Linked DNA regions of Homo sapiens: region 2 is linked to region 1. Evidence: chromatin loops called from intact Hi-C (ENCODE). Cell type or tissue: dorsolateral prefrontal cortex. All regions are shown on one strand.

Region 1 (4,000 bases):
ATCAGGGTTCCAGAGCTTTGCAAAGATGCGGAACCATCAGAGCTCTATACAGAAACAATCAATTCCTTGATTAAAATATGACAGCTTAATTAATTAGTACTTAATAGCTCAACCTTAATTATACCCTACATCGTTATTTGATAATATTCATAAATTTCCCATGTGGCTGTGCACACATGTCTTTTATCAACTGATTACAAATGCCAGGACTTGACCTCCATCCTCGGGAAAATGTCTCGGATGTCAAGAACATGAAAGACTTCATTAACACTAATGCCGACCTCACCAAGGTCTACTCCCAGTTAAGAATTCTCTGATTTAAAAGTTCTTTGAGATCCACCAGAGAAAAGTGATGATTTGTGCACTAAGTTTGCTGTATAGTTTATTTCCTTCAAACCTCAATATTTTAGGAAATTTTATAAAGTATTAAATAATATCCCTGGATCTTACTTTCACCTGAAAAAGACACTCACAGACTTTATTTTTTTTTAACCCGGAGAGTGGGTTAGTTTCTAAACTAGGTGAGAATAGCTGAAATTCTTTGGATGTGATGGGAGAGTTATGGGGACCCCGTATGATGATGATTAATATGGCTTTGAAGCCCAAAAGCCCTGGCTTGAGGCCAGGCACAGTGGCTCACACCTGTAATCCCAGCACTTTGGGAAGCCAAGGTAGGTGGTTCACTTGAGGTCAGGAGTTCAAGACCAGCCTGGCCAAGATGGCGAAACCCCATCTCTACTAAATATACAAAAATTAGCTGGGTGTGATGGTGTACGCCTGTAGTCACAGCTACTCGGGAGACTGAGGCAGGAGACTCACTTGAACCTGAGAGGCAGACGTTACAGTGAGGGGATATCACATCACTGCACTCCAGCCTGGGCGACAGAGCAAGACTCCATCTCAAAAAAAAAAAAAAAATACCTGGGCTTGAATCTCTGTAATTCTGAGCTTTGTGATCTTGATTGAGTTTCTTCACTTCTCTGAGCCTGTCTGTTCATTTGGTAAATTGAAATAATAATTTGTAGTTCTCAGAATGTTGATATGACATTCAAATGGATGGGAAAGTGCCTGGCACGTACTAGATGCTCAATAAATGTTACATGTTAACCCATCAGCTGTGCCAGAGCGTAGGCCATTCTGCTTTGTCCAATTGCCCATGGAGATCACTCACCTGGAGGAGGGGGATCAGACCTCTGTATGTGGGAGCTCTGGAGAATGAGGTGGGAGGAGAGCTATCAGAGAGGATAAGAAGATTATATTCTGCCAAATAAACCAGTTCTTCTGTGGATGTGTCTTTTGGGCTTGGTGGGGGCGGGGGGGGGAGTGCAAGAGAGGGCACAAAACTTCCCAGAAGTCTCCGGAACTACTTTAGGAGCTGCAGCCCTGCCTAGAGGGAAGGGACCCCACTTGAGTTGAGGTGCCCAGCCTCTAAGCATGGCTCTGTCTTGGGTGGCATTAAGCAAGTCCCTCAACTCTTGGAAAATTAGTCTTCTTCTTTGTTAAAGAAATTGGTTCCATTTTTCCAAACACCTGCTGCAACTACAGAATCACCTGGGACATTTATTTAAATAGAGATATAATATACAGCAGCAATCCCCCAGCACACACATCCCAAATAATGACAATTTCCATATAACAATTTTTTTTAGATACTCACTTCTGGGCCTCGATTGATTCAGTGGGTCTGAAGTGATTTCCAAGAATTATTATTTAAATTTCTCAAGGAATTCTGATGGGCAACCAGGTTGGGGAACTAAAAGGATTGCTGGTTTCCAGTGTCCGCATCCACCGGGAAAACTTGGCTTCGTTGCCGCCTTGGCACACCAGTGACACCTGGTGGCTTGGAGGAGTAACTCTAGCTTGTCGCGGCACGTGATTTCGAATCCTCCATTGCATCGCTCCTGGCAGTTGTGGGACGAGATGACGTTTTCCACTCTTCCCAAAAGTTAGATAACATGATTCTCTGTCTCAACATCCATAATAGACACAGCATCTCAGCTCCTGAATCCATCTTTCAAACTACCCATTTGACAGATGTCCACCTTGGACCACCACCATTACTTTTTTGGCCTCCAAATTCTGATGGCACCTGCAACTAGAAACCCCACAAGACATCGCCATTTCAGGAGACACACAGACATGGGGTGACCACTCAGATACCTGGACTGGACTGTGTCCTAAAAGAAGAGACACATGACCTTTCCTTCAGCTCATAGAATTTACAAAGTGAGATAAGACGAGATGCTGAAAAAGGCATAAACTGATGTACTCTCAATCTCCCATTCCCTAGAATCTGTGACCAGACAATGAGAACACATGGGCACAGGGAGGGGAACATCACACACCAGGGCCTGTCGGGGGGTGGGGGGCTAGGGGAGGGATAGCATTAGGAGAAATACCTAATGTAGATGACGGGTTGATGGGTGCAGCAAACCACCATGGCATGTGTATACCTATGTAACAAACCTGCACATTGTGCACATGTATCCCAGAACTTAAAGTACAATAAAATTAAAAAAAAAAAAAAAAAGAATCTGTGACCAGACAACTCTTTACATTCTTGTTGGCCATCCCAAGATTAATCAATCATACCAATAATCGAAATTACAGAAAATCTATCCAACACAGTGGCCATTTCCAGAAATTAGATTGTTCCTCATTAGCGGGGGATTTTCTTTTTCTCTATATTATTTCCCACTAATATTAAAAAAATATTTTTACTGGATTTTTTCCATCATTTTCCCAGCATGGACCTAATAGCAACCAAGAAGTACTTTAAAAATTCCATTATCTTTATCGAATGGAAATTCTCACAATATCACAATTGCCAAAGGTCTCTTTTATTCTGGTGTTAACCTTGGGAAGATTTTAGATGTCCTTTGGGGCATGCACAGAGGACCGAGGAAATCTTTCTTTTCTACATCCTTGGAGAGCTCAGCACACTTGACTAAGTATGAAACTGTTCACTCCTGATTTGTTTCTCTGGTTGAATATTGATTTGACTTCTGTTGTATATCACAAATGCACACCAATCTCCAGAATCGTGGGGCACTGAGGGTTTCTGTTTAATATTCAACTTGGAGCCACTCAAGCACTCACACAATTTTTTTTTTAGTTGCTCCACCTGTTGTCCTCCCAGATGGATGAGGTAAGAATGTCGTGTATAAAACAAAGTAATTGCTGTGGCTGTTAAACAATTCAGGACCACTTCCCCTGAGCTCTGCTGGGGATTTACAAAGTCCCACAGATGCCAAGCTTGAAGAAGCTTAAAAGGGGAGCTGCTCATTTGGAACTGAGTAAATCCAGTGATCTCTCTGGTTATGTAGCAAACCTGTCTAAGTCTGCGTGTCCGATATATTTGCGCTTTTGTACTGGCTAAGTCCATACTTGGGCACATCTGGCATTCCCCCTATTTATGAGACTGACACCTATGCTGCATGTTGGAGGGGAAATATATGGTTCTGAGCAGTATTTCTGGTGCCTGGACACTTGAAGTTACTTGATCTAAATGCAAGTCTTTAAGTGAGAGAATCATCAGGGGAATTCTATTTTTAAAATCCCAAAGTGTTTAAAAATAAAATAAGATTCTTAAGGACAAATCAGTTTGTTTTGGGGGTGGAGGGAATCATCTGGATATTTGCTTTTCCCCTCATTTTTTTTTTTATTTATTTTTTATTATTTTTTTTTAGAGACAGGATCTGGCTCTGTCACCCAGACTGCAGTGCAGTAACACAATCATAGCTCACTTGCAGCTTCAAACTTCCAGGCTCAAGTGATTCTCCTGAGTAGCTAGGACTACAGACACATGCCACCATACCTAGTTAATTTTTTTTTAATTATTTCCTGTAGACCAGGCACAGTGGCTCACACCTGTAATCCCAGCACTTTGGGAGGCTGAGGCGGGTGGATCATTAGAGGTCAGGAGTTCGACACCAGCCTGGCCAACATGGTGAGACCCCGTTTCTACTAAAACTAGAAAAGTCAGCTGGGTATGGTGGCA
Region 2 (4,000 bases), 76 kb before region 1:
AGACCCTGTCTCAAAAAAAGAAAAAAAAAAAAGATAAAAAATTAAATTAAAATTTTAAGCTCCAGACTCTGGGTTCAGACCTGAGACATCACAGAGAGGGTTATACACCTCCGCTACTCTCATTGGAGGCTTCACTGTCACCTCCCTCTTTTAACCTCCTGCTCAGAGGTTTCATTATTTGCCCCCTTCCTCACACACCCCACCCTGGAACCAGCTACATAATTTATGGGACCCAGTGCAAAGTGAAAATGCAGGACCCTTTCGCAAAAATTACTACAAATTTCAAGATGGCCTTTGCAGAGCATTCAACCAAGCTGGGGCCTTTCTGAGCATGGGTATTTGTGCAAGCGACCCAGCCCCATACCTGCGATGACACAAGTCCTGCCCCACCATGCAAAGATTGGAGAAATCATTCACAGGTGCTCATCTAAGAAGCACTGGCATCTCTGGCCACCACAACTGAATGACTTCCTTTCTTCACCCATTTATTCAGCAAGCATTTTTGGTGTATCTGTTACAGGACATTATGCTGGGGAAGGGGGTTACAGCAGGGTCTCCCAATCTCCACACTGTGAACATCTGGGGCCAGATCATTGTGGTCCTGTGCGGTCCTATACACTGTATTTAGCAGCAGCTCTGCCTCATCTCACCAGATGCCAGGAGCACCTATTCCCCCAAAATATCTTCAGACACTGCCAAATATTCCCTGGCAGGCAAAGTTGCCCTCTGCTGAGAACCACTGGACTACAGTGATACAAGGAAATTTGGAGGCACTCCTAGTAAGCTTTTCCTTTGTAGAACCTATCACATTCATAGTTTTAATTACTTTTTACTTGTTTGTTTAATGCTGGCTCCTCCAAATAGGCTGCAGTTTTCACGAAAACAGAGACAACCTCCCATCTCCGTTTTGTTATCAGCTGCATCTCTAGCCCCCAGCACAGTACCCAGGAATGGTAGGAGCTCAACAAATACTTGTTGAAGGCATGCATGTTGGAGGAGACAGGCAAATGGCAGACGGAAACAGTGGAGTGACTCAACGTGGAAAAAGAAAATACACAGATGCGTGTACAAGGAAAGCATGCATCACAGAGGAGGAAGAGATTAACTATCAGGGAGAGGAGACTCCGGGAAGTCTACACGAGAGACTCAGCAAATATTTAAAGGACAAATAGGGATCTGTCTGGTGGACTGATAGGGCTGTGCATTCAGACAGCAGCACCACCATCCATCCACAAAGGCACCAAGAGAAACAAGGCTGCTCTCAGGAACACAACGATTATGATGGTGCAAGTGAGTGAGCTGGAGGCGTAGGTATGGTCCAGTCCCTGGGCCTGGATGCCCATTACACTATTAAACAAATGGACAACAAGTAATTAAAAATATGAGTGTGATAGGTTCTAGACGCTTTACCCAGGCGGCACTGAGTATCCGCTGAAGGGTTTTAAGCAGCCGCCTGGTTTGGCGGGCTCTCTGTTTGTAGATAGTCGTGTGCAGAATAGATTGAAGAAGACAATCTGTAAGCAAGCAGGCATCATAGCAGGGGCACCTCTGCCTTTGCTCCCTCCTGGACCATGAGGTGTGGCACTGCCCTGGCATTAACCAATCTCCTGCAGTCACTCATCTGTGTTACCAACTGCCCTAGTCAGCTCAAGCTGCTATAATAAAACACCATGAATGTGTGGCTTAAACAACAGGCACTTATTGTGAAGGGCAGGAAGTCCAAGATCAGGAAGCCAGGAGGATTGGGTTTTGATAAAGACTCTCTTCCTGGCTTGCAGACAGCCGCCTTCTTGCTGTGTCCTCACGTGGTGGAGACAGAGGAAGAGTCTGTCTCTTTTCCTCTTCTTATGAAAACACTAATCCCGCCCCCCCCACCATGGGGGCCCCACACTCATGACCTCATCTAAACCTTATCACCTCCCATAGGCCCAACCTCCTAACAACATCACACTGGGGGTTAGGGCTTCAACCTATGAATTTTGGGAAGACACAGACTTTCAGTCCATAACACCAGGTCTCCTGAAAGTCCCCGGGCCTGAACACCTGAAAGTGCCTTGTGAATTATTCAAAGCACTAATTTGGGACTGAGTGTCTTCTCGCATGTTTCCTCTTTGAAAATCAGAGCTGACAGTAACTCACGCACAGAGGTGCTATGGAGACAGCAAGGCTTGAGGGGGCCCTCTGCAGACAGACTCTGCCATGGGCCACACTCCAGCTGTGTAGCTTCGAGCAAGTAACTTCATGGCTCTCAATTCATTCTCCTCATCTAAAGATCGGGGGGAAGGATAGTACTTGTGTCGTGAGATTGATGTGAAGGTTAAAATTAAGAGTTAACCTATAAAACATCCCTCAGCAGTGTCACTGTGACATAGTGTCAATAGCCAGCCTGTTTGTGGTCCATTTATCTCTCACTCACCCCCTCTACAGCCATCAATCATACCAAATTAGAGAATGTATTTTGAAAACTCCATACTGAGTGCCAGAGCAGGGAGCATGTTGGTCACCAGGTTAAAGGCTCAGGACTCAGGCTTTTTTTTTTTTTTTTTTTTTTTTTTTTTTTTTTAACAGGATCTCACTCCAGTTGATCAGGCTGGAGTGCAGTGGCACAATTTCAGTTTACTGCAGTCTTGCCCTCCTGAGCTCACGCAATTCTCCCACCTCAGCCTCCTGAGAAGCTGGGATTACAGGCGCACACCACCACGCCTGACTAATTTTTTGTATTTTTAGTAGAGACAGGATTTCGCCATGTTGCCCAGCTTGAATTCCTGGACTCAGGAGTTCAAGTGTGCCTACCTCAGCCTCCCAAATTGCTGGAATTACAGGTGTGAGTCACCGCGTCCAGCTTTATGCAATTTTATATTGAGCCTTGACAGAAAGAGTACTCCATAGGGCAATGGCTCTTAACTGCAGGTGATTTTTGCAGCATCTGAACATTTGGCAATGTGTGGGGGCATTTTTGATTGTCACAGCTGAGGGGGTGCTACTGGCATCTAATAGATAGGTTCTACAGAAGCTGCTGAACATCCTGCAATGCATGGGACAGCCCCCTACAACAAGGAACTGTCCAGCACAAAATGTCAATAGTGCTCAGATTGAGAAACCCTGATCTAGACACTGCTAGATCTTGGTAGAATGAACACAGACTTTTTGGAGTCAGGTAAACCTAGACTTAAATTCCCATCATGCCACTTACTAGCTTATGGCCTTAGACAAATCACTTAACATCTCAAAGATGACACCTTCCCAGAGTATGTTGCTCAGGATTAGAAGAAGCAAAACATCAGCACCTAGAAAAATGACTAGCACATGGCACATGCCCCAGACATTTGTGATTGCCACCCAACAGCCATTCTCGAACTGCCTTACTGCTCTGGACACTGACATGAAAGACGTGATGACGGTGCAGCAGCAGCTATTTTGGCTCCGAGAGGGAGAAGGCAAAAAAGGCTAAGAGAGGCTGATGCGGAGCCCAGGCGCCATGGAATCAACCCTGGATCCAACTCCTCTCGAGTTCTGTTACGTGAGAAATAATGTGTCATTAGTTAAGCTGCTTTTAATTTCTTTTACAGCACACTTTTTAATTTTTTATCTATTTATTTTCAATAGTTCTTGGGGTACAAGTGGTTTTTGGTTACATAAATGAATTATATAGTGATGAATTCTGAGATTTTAGTGCACTCATCACACAAGTAGTGTACATTGTACCTAACGTGTAGGTTTTTTCCATCCCTGGCCCCCCTACACTCTCACACTTTAAAGTCCCTGAAGTCCATTATACCACTCTGTATGCCTCTGCGTACTCATAGCTCAACCTCCCGCTTTTAGTGAGAACATGCGGTTTTTGGTTTTCTACTCCTGTGTTACTTCACTTAGAATAATGGCCTCCAGATCCATCCAAGTCGCTGCAAAAGACATGATTTCATTCCTTTTAATGGCTGAGTCATATTCCGTGGTGTATATATACCACGTTTTTCTTTAGCCACTCAATCCATGGGCACTT

What was found. Hi-C counts contacts between places; a loop is a spot of excess contacts. Peaks named below come from ENCODE experiments on the same cell type or tissue, not always from the same donor. Only the 100,000 strongest peaks of a DNase experiment are listed, where the experiment ranks them.
Region 2: a loop joins it to region 1, with 2.6 times the contacts of the local background. A loop is called at or near these places in 3 of 110 quality-filtered maps.

Annotation. Positions count from the first base shown.
Region 1 is chr16:9,295,515-9,299,514 of GRCh38, reverse strand. LOC105371075 (a long non-coding RNA gene) reads right to left here. Exons shown (of 2, transcript XR_933060.2): 2 at 1,541-2,095. Among named protein-coding and RNA genes, the nearest start is that of LINC02177, 58 kb to the left of the region's middle. In dorsolateral prefrontal cortex, a CTCF peak has its summit at 1,821 (motif pointing left); a DNase peak (open chromatin) is centred at 1,834.
Region 2 is chr16:9,371,318-9,375,317 of GRCh38, reverse strand. All of the region lies in intron 1 of LINC02177 (long intergenic non-protein coding RNA 2177), which reads right to left. Among named protein-coding and RNA genes, the nearest start is that of LINC02177, 18 kb to the right of the region's middle. In dorsolateral prefrontal cortex, a CTCF peak has its summit at 2,203; a DNase peak (open chromatin) is centred at 2,167; H3K27ac peaks cover 990 bases.